2 separate regions of the Homo sapiens genome follow, and region 1 is linked to region 2. The links are chromatin contacts, found by Hi-C or POLR2A ChIA-PET in ENCODE. All regions are on one chromosome and are shown on one strand. The core of a region is the stretch at or near the end of the contact, and the rest is flanking DNA. Distances in the headings are between cores, read along the strand shown. Region 1 overlaps PIP4K2A (phosphatidylinositol-5-phosphate 4-kinase type 2 alpha). Region 2 holds the start of LINC03027 (long intergenic non-protein coding RNA 3027).

Region 1 (6,102 bases), core at 2,746-5,245, 100 kb before region 2:
GAGAGAGCCGAACAGGAGGAAGTGGAGTGTGAGGAGAACGATGGGGAGGAGGAGGGCGAGAGCGATGGCACCCACCCGGTGGGAACCCCCCCAGATAGCCCCGGGAATACACTGAACAGCTCACCACCCCTGGCTCCCGGGGAGTTCGATCCGAACATCGACGTCTATGGAATTAAGTGCCATGAAAGTAAGTTTGATTACTGTGGACCCTTTTTGCATGTGAAGTGGTTTGACTTTGGCCTTGTTATCTACCAGTAAGCACTACCCCAGTTATGAGGGTGCTGCCCGGCAGCACTCATCCTCCAAACTCCAAAGAAATGGATTTGGGGACAAGAGTATGTTAAAGCTAACCGTGATCTCAGTGCTGAAACATAAGGCGATCGGACCTTTGAATTCTGTGATGTTGAGGGAATACAGCAAAACCACGAACTATACTATACATGTACAACACACCTGTACATATGCACATACACACTGGCATACAACGTACGTGCACACACAACACAACATGCATGTACATATGCACACATACATGTTCACAAATAACATCAGAAATGCTTTAAAATATTAATACGTTTTTGCCTAGTTATCTTTTTTATCTAAGTCAAAAGCATCATGAGTCTAAGCTAGGCACATGCATGTGATCCTCTGTGACCCTTAGCTTGTCCTCTTGTCATTACCAACAGCCCTCTCCCTCTCAGGGGTGTGAAGGGTGTGTGAAGATGGGCCCTGTGGGTGGGGTGGGAATCTGATTTGCTGCTGAGTCTGGCTCTGCTGTCCTCCCCCATGGAAGGGCCTATGGCCCTCTTCCCTAGAGTCAGATAAATCTTAATCCACCGTATCCAGGTGATTGGGTGCACCAGTTATTTGAATATTACATCCTACCTTAGCAACTTATCCGTGACAATACCAAAATATTTTTGTGATAGGATAAAAACAGCTTCTTGGTTTTTGAATAATAAAAACTGTGGCTCATCAGTTGTTTTTTAATCTCAAATGGCATATCAGCTGAGGATCTGAGTTCTGTTTTGTTCTGTTTTGCTCACCAAAATGTTTTCTTCAACACAGAAAATTAGATAGTCAAATGTACTTTTCTTACTGTTCATATTTTTGGAAATGGATAGAAAACAGACACGGGCCGGGCGCAGTGGTTCATGCCTGTAATCCCAGCACTTTGGGAGGCCGCGGCAGGCAGATCACCTGAGGTCATGAGTTTGAGACCAGCCTGACCTACATGGAGAAACCCCATCTCTACTAAAAATATGAAATTAGCTGGGCATAGTGATGCATGCCTGTAATCCCGGCTACTCGGCAGGCTGAGGCAGGAGTCACTTGAACTCGGGAGGTGGAGGTTGCTGTGAGCCAAGATCGCACCATTGCACTCCAGCCTGGGCAACAAGAACAAAACTCTGTCTCAAAAAAAGAAAATAGACATTGGAGTGGATGTATGCCTTTATCCAGTTCTGATACTGTATCCAGTGAGAATTATGAACAGTTCTACCATTTGATGTAAAGGATTAGTGTACATAATTAGTTCTGTTTTATAGGGTATTTTTAAATAGCATATTTCTTCACACCAAAGCAATACACAATTATTAAAGAAAATGCAAATTAAAAAAAAAAAAAGACTCCGTTCCACCGTTGGATCTCCACTGTTGATACCCTGGTGTGATGATGTTTTTAGTTGTTAGGGTTGTTTCTTTTTAAATTGCAGGGGGACTGGGTCAGAGAGGCAAGCTGTGTGTTTAGTCAGGATCCGCAGGGGTGGTGTAGAGTTTGTCTCTGGACTCCTTCCATCCGCGTTCCATTGAATCCCCTCCCTCCAGGCTCACTTCTCCCTCCCTCCCTCCCTCAGCAGCAATGCTGGCACTGGTGTTGTCACATGTCCCACAGTCATTGCTCTCCTGTCTCTGCAGACTCGCCTAGGAAGGAGGTGTACTTCATGGCAATTATTGACATCCTTACTCATTATGATGCAAAAAAGAAAGCTGCCCATGCTGCAAAAACTGTTAAACATGGCGTGAGTATCTCCATTTTGTTTCCTTCTCTCTTTCTCTCCCTCTCTCTCTCTCTCTCTCCCTCTCTCTCTCTCTCTCTCTCTCTCCTGGCTCCTCTGTGTGACCTGTAACTCAGGGATCACTCCTTTCTGCCACTGAGCTGCTTTCTACTGAGCCATTCAAAGCCCTTTAGTGACGCTTGTTCCCTGGGGGCAAGTCATGTTCTGAGCGTAAGATACAGAACCCACAAACGCTTACTGCTCACTGCTGCTCTTACCACAGCTCCCTGTGGCTTCCAGCGAAGTCACTTAAACATGAACATCTCTTCTTTTTACACATGGCGGACACTAACAGGCATGCGCATCACTAGGATGTTACACAAATTCTTTTTTGTTTGAAAAATGTTCCAGAGATAAAAGTGCAAAAGAAGATAATGAAGTGTTCTAATATGAAATATTCAAAACTGAAGCATGATTGTCTGCTTAAGACACTTCCCAAGTATACAGGATTAATATTTCTTTTCTCACAGTGAGTTGTATTTTTTCTACTACAGAAATCTCTTGAGTGCAAAATCAAAGTTGCATAATATTACTCACCGTTAATGTTGCTTGATGGGAGTTTTCACTGCTCTAGCCATATGTTAAGCTATTTTATCCCCCATGAGAAGCCTATGAAAGAGATAGTAGTGTACCTGCTTTTGTCAGTTGGAGAAACTGAGGAAAATAGCTTCAGGAGTAACTTGCCAGGGCCTCATAGTAGCAAGTGGCAGAGATGAGATTCCTCCCCCGGACCCAGCCCCCTCCTGGCTCTGTGTTCATGCTCATCCCCTTGCCCTGCCTGCAAACACCTCCTGCCTGGCTGAACTTTACAGCTCGCCAAGTTTCAGGCTTGTATTGCAGGGTGCCATCTTTGTTTTGCAGAGGTCCTGAAAGCCATAGAGCCCACCCCACACAGATGAATGTATTCCCTGGTTTGTTGGCCCTGGAAGAAGAGGTGCTTCCCACAGACTGTGTAGAACTAATGAAGATTCACCAGAACCAAAAACTCACTTGAAACCTCTTCTTTTCTATTTTAAAATAGAAATCAGCCTAACAAACACAGTATTCTATTTGCCAAAGAAATATTTCAGTCACATTGTCGATAGCTATGGTATTCCTGCTGTGTGCAGAGCACAGACTGGGACCTCACCGCCCCCGAGCACGTCAGTAAGCAAGTGTGCCTGGTGGCTTCCCCCCAACAGAAATTTTTGAGTACTCTTTTTAAACAAACATCCGCACCAGGTGCACCACCCCCATTCCGTCATTTCTGAGGCCAGTTCAGGAGGGTGAGGGAGGGGTCTTCAGAAGACTCCATGGTCATTCTGATGCTCACCTCTGGTTGAAAACCATGGAGTGTGGCAAAGAGAGAACTGGCGAGGAATCCTCGTTTGACCCTTCCCACTTGTATGACCTCAAGGGGACACTTTTGGAGCTCCTGTTTTTTCACCTCATACAGAAATCCTACTGCCTTGCTGATGGGGTTTTGCCAGAGATACAAGAGTTGTCTGGACAAATGCTTTGTAAATGTCTGTTCCCATATTATACATCCTGTGAAATTGGAGTGTATCCTAGCCAATATGGCTCCATGTTCATCTCTCCTATCCTAGCCAATATGGCTCCATGTTCATCTCCCCATAAGCCACAAGTTCGCCTCCATAGTGTGCCACACGGCATAAAATCACAGGTAGTTTGCAAGAAGAAAACATTACTGTCAGCAAAGGAACGCTGTGTTAAGCTGCTGTGGGGGACCATTCTCTCTGCATTCAAGCCTGGGCTCCTCCATGCAGCCGAGGCCTGGAAATATTACAAGTTCCCCGGTGAACATGGGTGTCTAAAAACAGCACATGCTCACTTAGCAAAACTCCGTGCTTGCCCTTTGCAGCTCAGGAAACTGGCCAGTGAGTGACTCCCTTGAGTGTGCTGGCCTGCACCCTGCATCTCATCATGGAAAAATCCCTCACCGTGCTTCTGCAGGGGGCCAGGCTTGCTTGCTCTCTGCAGGGCTCAGAAAGGGGAACAGTGGCACCCCTGTGTGCTGCTGCAGAGGGAAGTCAGCTCCTTCCCCCGTGGGCAAGATGGAGCCAGCAGTGTTGTGCCTCACCTGGTTACGGTGCAGGGAATGGGCTGGGGGCAGCTGTCCCAGAACCTGTGGCTGCTGCTGTTGCCCCTCATGTTTGAGCACTGAGCTGGGGGCCTCTGTCCAGAAACGAAGGGGTCCTGAAGAAATCATGCGGTTTTAAGTCATCGTCATTAAGGTTTCCCTTTCGCCAAATGTTGATGTCATTCTCAAGGTGGCTCCAGTCTGCCTTCTTGAAAAGTATAACATAAGTATTGTTTCCGTGACTTCTGAACAATTCCACTCTTTGATAGTAACATCCCAAACGTGGCCTGTTTGATTTTTTTGTGAGTTGCAACAGCCCCGGTGTGTGTGGTAGCATCTGGTGCTCCTGTCGCCCTTTGTCTCATTTGCAGACACAGATTTGTAAGAACCTTGCTTATTCAACCATGAGCGCCAAGATATTTTGAGTGATGTTTTTCAGAGCAGAGACTGCATGGATTTGAAAATTGCTTGCTGTATATTCAGTTGCCATTGGAAATAGCTGTAGATATTGAGTAATAATTTGGGGAAATCATAAACACTATGTCAATATTTCCTTTTTTAAAAACTGCCCAGGCTGGCGCGGAGATCTCCACCGTGAACCCAGAACAGTATTCAAAGCGCTTTTTGGACTTTATTGGCCACATCTTGACGTAACCTCCTGCGCAGCCTCGGACAGACATGAACATTGGATGGACAGAGGTGGCTTCGGTGTAGGAAAAATGAAAACCAAACTCAGTGAAGTACTCATCTTGCAGGAAGCAAACCTCCTTGTTTACATCTTCAGGCCAAGATGACTGATTTGGGGGCTACTCGCTTTACAGCTACCTGATTTTCCCAGCATCGTTCTAGCTATTTCTGACTTTGTGTATATGTGTGTGTGTGTGTGTTGGGGGGGGGTGAGTGTGTGCGCGCGTGTGCATTTTAAAAGTCATAAATTAATTAAAACAGATCCACTTCGGTCAGTATGTGTCCCAACAAAGACCCTTTGATTCCAGCTATGGCCGAATGAATGAGTGAGTGAGTGAGTGAGTGAATGAACACACGTGTGGGGGAGGGGAGAAGGAAGTGCATGATGTCAGGCACCGTGTTGGCATCACACAACAAACTGTGGATCAGTTTTTTTTTTTTTTTTTTTTTTTTGGAGTTGAAAGATGTGAGACAGTATTCAGAATAATGAAGATAATAATGATGATTATTATAATAATGATGATGATTCCAAGGAAAAAACCTACAGCGAATGTTCCATTTCTACCCCGCACGCAGACACTCTCCCTAACACTGATAACCTGAGCCCCCAGCACTGGACGGAAGAATGCTGGCGTCTCCGTGTGTACTGGTTCAGGGTTCTGGCCCCAGCCTTGTCAGGACCCCCTGGTGTCCAGAGCCCCCACCCCTCCCGCAACAAGCAGCTGATGCCCCAGTGATTCTCTATACATTTTTCACCTCGGCCAATATGTCCAGGAAAACTGCTTACTTCTCTTTTCTTGCCTGGAGCCTTCATTGTTCACCCTTACGTTGCAATATAGGAATTAATGCTACAAAATAAAAGTAAAGCTTACCTGAAAAGTGCATAGTTTGGGGCAATGGTATCTACATCTCCCACTGTGGGAAAACCAGCAAAGCATCAAAACTCTCAATTCTCCTGTTACCAAATGCAGATCTGAATTATAAGATGTTTATGTTTGACCATTGTTTCAACAATGGGATTTTGTTACGAATTATCCCTTTAACTGAAACCCTCAGTTTTACTGTTTACATTATTAGGAAAACAGGGATATCTTTTGAATCTAAAAATTTGATGTACAGCATGTGATTTTTGAAGTTTACATGTAAAGTCACAGTATAGGTGAAATAACGTTTGTCATATTTTGAGACGTATCCTGCAGCCATGTTTTTACGTGAGTGTTTTAGTCAAAGTACATGGTAGACAGTCTTTCACAATAAAAGGAAAAGGATTTTTTTTTCC
Region 2 (5,321 bases), core at 654-3,153:
TATGGTCAACCAAAGTCTTGTGAAGGAAACAGTCTCATGGAAGAGTGAAAGCTGATTTGATTATAATAGCTAATAGTAGGATTTGTGAAGTAATTTTCACTTACACAACACTCAACTGAAGAAAACCAGCAAGATCATTTTTAGGCTTTTTAAATATTACAGGCATAAAAAATAAACTTTTAGAAATGGATTCATTCTGGTTAAAAGTTTTTTTTAAAAGGATCTGACTTTTAAATTGTATTTCATCATATATTTTTGACATGTTCATATCTCAGATGAGTTGAGGGACTGAAGAAATGAGTTTTTAAAAAATTGGTGAATAAAGGGAACCAACTAGCAAAGAAGGTGGTTGTGGCAAATGTAAAAATAAGAAGAAAGATGTAGTGAAAGGATGAAAGGGCCCTGGGAGTGGAATAATATGAAAGAGGGGACTTTTGTGTTTTGTTCACTGCTGTATCTACAGCATCTAGAACAATGCCTGGCACATGAAAAATGCTCAACAAATACAGTGTACTTGTTGAATAAATGACCTCCAAGGATACCTCCAGTTTTGTGTACCAGGATGCGATAATTACTGGGTGATTGAGGAATACACTAAATTTTTAACTTTTTTATTTAGAGCTTTCCAGCAGTACTGACACAGGTGTTATAAACTTTCCCTGCCAAGATGTGGCCTTTTCCTAACGAAAAGTTCCAAAGGAATGGAGATTGAGACTGGAGTAGTTTCTTAGAGGAGGTGGCTACTCCGATCCTCTTCACTCCAAAATAAAGTGTACTCCCGCTCACTTCCCTCAAAACAAATCCACCACTTATAAATGTGCAACCTGTGGGGCCATTTTTGAAACGTGTAATAAATAGGAGGATGTGGCCAATTTTCAGCTGAAACACTCCCCAGATATGCCTCCAAGCACTGTGTACACCACCATCTTGTAGGTGTTCTGAATGTCCCCAAGCCCCATGTTTTGCTCACGAGGCATGCCACCCTAACTCCCTGCTGCTGGAAATGAGAATATGTCTGAGGGTAACAGATGAACAGTAATAAATGGCTTCCATTTTCTTCATACATTTTTGATGGGCTGACCTCAGAGAACCAATCCCTCTAATGAAGTGGAAGGCATCCTAGAAGTGAGAGCTCACTTGTTTCACTTTCTTATTTGGAAAATGGAATGCTGGCGTGACCCCTTCTTAGCTATTCCTAATGTATTACTGCTCCAAAACACAAAGAGCAGGTTCAGAGATAACTTCTCCTTGCATCATTCGCCTTTTGGTTTTATGTTTGTCTCACAATAACTTTAGATAATGTGCCCTGTTTCTTTTTTTTCCACTGATTCAGCAAGTATTTACAAAGCCCCCAGAACACTGCTAGGTACCCTGCTAGGCTCCAGGGAACAAAAAATTCCCTGCTCTCCAAAAGGAGATAAAAATCAAGTGGGCAGAGAAGCCAATAAACGTGTAAAATGCGTTATCATACCAGGAGGTTATAAATGCTACAAAGAGAAATAAAACAGGAGTATGGGAGATGGGCAGTAACAAAAAGCTCTAAATCCAAACTTTACTACGCTGCTGTCAAAAAAAAAAAATATTCTATGCTCCCCCCAACCCTGTTTTGTTTTTTGTTTTGTTTTGTTTTGCCCTTGCAGCTTGCCAGCTCTAACAATAGCTGCCTTTTAAATAGTAGTCACTCTGAGGGATGAGAAATTACCTAATGGGTCCAAAGGACACTATTTGGGTGGGGGCAGCACTGAAAGCCCAGACTTCACCACTCTGCAATACCTGGAAGCAACAAAGCTGCACTTCTACCTCCTGAATCTAAAAACAAAACTAAAATAAACAATAGATTCTTCACTGCTGACTCCAAGCCCCTTTCTTAGGTTCGGTTTCCTCCCGCTTCTCTGACCAGGCGCTTCCATGGGCTCTGCATAAAAATTCGAAGATGATGGGATCCCCAAATCAGCTAGCAGCCCCACAGCCCTCCCGCCTTCCTCCCCTCTCTCCACGCCTCCCCCAGGCCGGCGATGCCGTCAGGGCCCGTGTCTGAGGCGTCCGGTGGATTCAGCAGAACAAACATCATAAAAAGATTATTTGCGAGAGGAGAAGACGATGCTGTGAGAACTTGGTCCCAGAGACCGTCTCAGAGCAGCAGAAAAACCGCAGGAAACCTAAGGAGCACGACCCTGACGGCGACGGAGGGGGTGCGCGCGGACAGCACTGTCACCTCCCGCCGACGCCAGGGCTCAAATCGGAACGAAGACTGGGCGGCCACAAATGCCGGCTTCTCCTTTCTTTCGCTGAGGCGGAGAAATCGCCCAGCGGTGCCCGGCGCGCCTCCCGCGGAAAGCGGGCGGTGACCATTCCGACAGGCCGTCCGCAGCGCTCCCTTTCCGCAGACAAAGCTGCCTCGAAAGGCGCTCCGCGGCTCCCGAGTCACCACGTTCCATTCGGCAGAAGAAAGCGAAAGCGGCCGCTCCCTGTCAGGCAGCCAGACAATAGCGGCGGGCAGGCCGCTCCACGCCAGCATCTTTGTTTCCCTCGCGCCGGGAAACGAAGTCTCCGGATACCACAGAAACCAGAAGCCGATACCACAGAAACCAGAGGCCGCTCTTCCCGCTCGGACGTTTACAGCGGGCGGGAGCGTGGCGGCCACCTCCGTCTTGGGGAAGCGGCAGGTTGAGCCCCGCACCTTGCTGTGCCCTCTAGAGCGAGCGGAGGAAGCAGGCGAAAAGCTGCTGCGAGATGTTGCGGCCTTGCAGACGTCTCAGCTCCTCCCGGCACGGCGGCCTGGTAAGGCGGGAAGTAGCGCCGGCCCCGCGCGGAAGGAAACGTGCAGCGCGATGCGGCTTAGCGCGGCTTTATAGAGCCGAGGCTTTATAGAGCCGCGCCCCGGCGACCCCTGCGGTGACTGCTGTCGGTCCGCGTTGTGTGTGTTCTCTGTTTCGGCCTCCGCTGCCCGCTGCGGCCTTGCCCCTGCGCCTCGGAGTAGCCGCCGCGGGCCTGTCTGCTGGAGCAAGGAGACCCGGAGGCCGTCCCAGGGGCGAGGGGGTAGCGGCCCCGGCCTCTTGGGCCCTCGGCCTCGCGCCCACCGAGCCCTCTGCCCGGGTTTGGTTGGGTGTGGAGCTTGCGACGCGCCCACTTCCTGGGCTGTGCTTCTGCCCGAGCTGATGCCTCGCCGCGACGCCAGGCCCTATCTTGACAGCGGGTGCCAGCAGGTCCAGGCCTACTGACGGGCGGAAGTCGGCCCGGTGCCCCCTCACACGCCCACACGCCGGGCGTGCCTCAGTTTCCTCTATTGTGACAGAATAGAGATGAGACGATGCAGGTTAAAATTACCTACCGGCGCATAATGAGTTCTCCAGCATCTAGCTAGTTCTACCATAGGATTAATACCCAAAACCACGTGGGTGGAGCTGAAAAACACGATGCTGTGGGGGGAAGAACCCAAAAAGCCATAGTCGGTCTGATGTCCATTTATAGGACATTCTAGAAGAAGCAACAGTGGCGATGCAAAGCAGTTGCCTGGGAAAGGAGTGGAACAGGACAGAATGGAATGCACAGGAGCGGGGGAACTTTGGGGCAGTGGTGGGACAATTTCATATCTTAATAGGAGCGGCGGCAACATGACGTATACAGTCGCCCCAAATCATCAAACTGTAGTTTCTAAATGGGTACGGTTTATTAACATTCAAATTATAAGAAAAGTCATTTCCTCAAAAGTTTCGGGGTTGGGGGAAGAGTTAAAGAAGGTCGTGGCTAGGTGGTTGTTGAGGAATAAGGGAGAAAATCACAGTTTACAAAATCTGAGAGCTGAATCCGTGCTGTTTCTCGATTGAGAAGCAGTGGACATCAGCAGTAGGAATGGCTCAGGTCCAAGAAGGCTATGCCCTACCAGACCCGGTTGATGTGCTTCCCCGGATTTACTCTGTCCCACCGTCCACCTCCACCCCGGCCTGCACCTCTCGCTTAGGGTAGAGGCCTGGCCTCCAGTGCCATCTCCCGACAGCCTCCCCCAGGTGAAGGTCATGCTTCAGCACTGCCTCCCTGACAGAGGCTCTGATGATGGGATGCTCTGACTCAGACTCAGGTGAGAAATTTGAAGGAACAGAATGCTCTTGCCTAGCAGTTGCCGGGAGGGGTCAGGTGCTGCCCCCAGAGAAGTGGGAGAGTTAGAGGTCCGTGAGGCATACTTTCCCCAAAGGGGGCAGAAAGCATGAAGTGGTCAGCATAGAAACTCGTCTCCCTGCCATCCACACAGTCCCAAGGCATGCTGGTTCTACATGGCTTGTCTGGAAGCTGTCCTTGAATGTAAAGTTGTTTTCAGCTCAATAATGTATTTGCCTGCCTTCGCCTTTCCTTTCACCCTTACCACCTTGGAATTGTACCGCCTAATAAAATCTTCGCACTTAAACTTGGCCTCAGGCTCTGTTCATGTGAATCAATTTAGCAGCCTTTGGGCTTTAGATCTGTGCTTTTCTGAAAATTTGGCAACCACAACACAAAATTAGGATTTTTGTTTCCTCTGGGCTCTGGTTTACTGTCCCATTAAAGTGCTTCTGTAAAAGGCAACCCAATTGAGACCAATGCTGAATATATAAATTTTTATAGGTATGCCCCTGTTTGAAGTTGCTAGAGACAGTAAAAGTTTGGGCTTCCATTTATTGGTTCCTAGTGGTGTTTATTCTCAAGAGTAAATTCCTAGAGCATTAGCACTTAAATGCTTTAAAAATTTGGAAACTTAAACCTGAGATGCATGCAAATGCAAAACAAAATGCTTTCAAATAATGATCATAAAGCTGTTAGTCTGGGGAGGTCTACTTATGTTTTTGGTCATGTTCTAGCTTTCCTAAAGACATCAGGGGAGGATATGTTAAAGCCTTTTTAAGTGATTTCTGGTTCATAGTGCTTTGCAAAACAATTTTTCTTGACATTATTTTCTATATTAAATACTTCAGTAAGTGTTTTTAATGATAATGGCCACTGGCTTTGTGGCCTACTGTTTATTGCAATTTTGTCGGGCCTTATTCTAGGCTTCCCTTTCACCTGGGCTTCCCAACTATCTGTAACTTGATCAACAGTAATTTGGGATGGGAATGGCCAGGGTCATATGTTAAATAGGGCAGTTCCACTTTTCTGACCACAAAATCCTCCCCTTCCTGACCACTTAAAAACTGTTACATAATCTACAAACACATGGCTCTAATAAGTTCTACTACATACCTTGCCAAAGGTCACACCTGCAATCTACCTTTCTATTGGCACAATACATTTTATTAGAGAATATTTTTATCGCTTATAATTGTGGCCTATCAGAGCACTTAATTATTTTT

What was found. A loop is a pair of places that touch in the nucleus more often than their neighbours do. ChIA-PET counts read pairs that join two places held with the same protein, here RNA polymerase II (POLR2A). Pooled maps may share reads with other maps.
Region 1: a loop to region 2 is called in a map of dorsolateral prefrontal cortex, with 3 times the contacts of the local background. The contact joins the enhancer-like site here to the promoter of LINC03027 in region 2. A Hi-C loop is called at or near these places in 4 of 168 maps with a recorded cell type or tissue (dorsolateral prefrontal cortex, head of caudate nucleus and posterior cingulate gyrus), 4 of 37 single-sample maps with no recorded cell type and 1 of 50 pooled maps. POLR2A ChIA-PET finds 5 or more read pairs at or near these places in 3 of 52 experiments (CD4-positive, alpha-beta memory T cell, HEK293T and OCI-LY7).

The regions. Positions count from the first base shown.
Region 1 is chr10:22,535,889-22,541,990 of GRCh38, reverse strand. PIP4K2A (phosphatidylinositol-5-phosphate 4-kinase type 2 alpha) reads left to right here. Exons shown (of 10, transcript NM_005028.5): 8 at 1-187; 9 at 1,917-2,020; 10 at 4,710-6,102. The coding sequence ends at 4,790. Among named protein-coding and RNA genes, the nearest start is that of LINC03027, 100 kb to the right of the region's middle. Within about 2 kb of position 3,995, at least 3 of the 41 ENCODE cell types and tissues checked have a DNase peak (open chromatin) inside an H3K27ac peak, as active enhancers do.
Region 2 is chr10:22,434,511-22,439,831 of GRCh38, reverse strand. LINC03027 (long intergenic non-protein coding RNA 3027) reads left to right here and starts at 1,903. Exons shown (of 1, transcript NR_036533.1): 1 at 1,903-4,407. LOC105376449 (a long non-coding RNA gene) reads right to left here and starts at 2,757. Exons shown (of 4, transcript XR_001747392.2): 1 at 2,681-2,757. RefSeq lists enhancers at 1,488-1,988, 1,996-2,155, 1,989-2,489, 2,456-2,505 and a silencer at 2,976-3,155.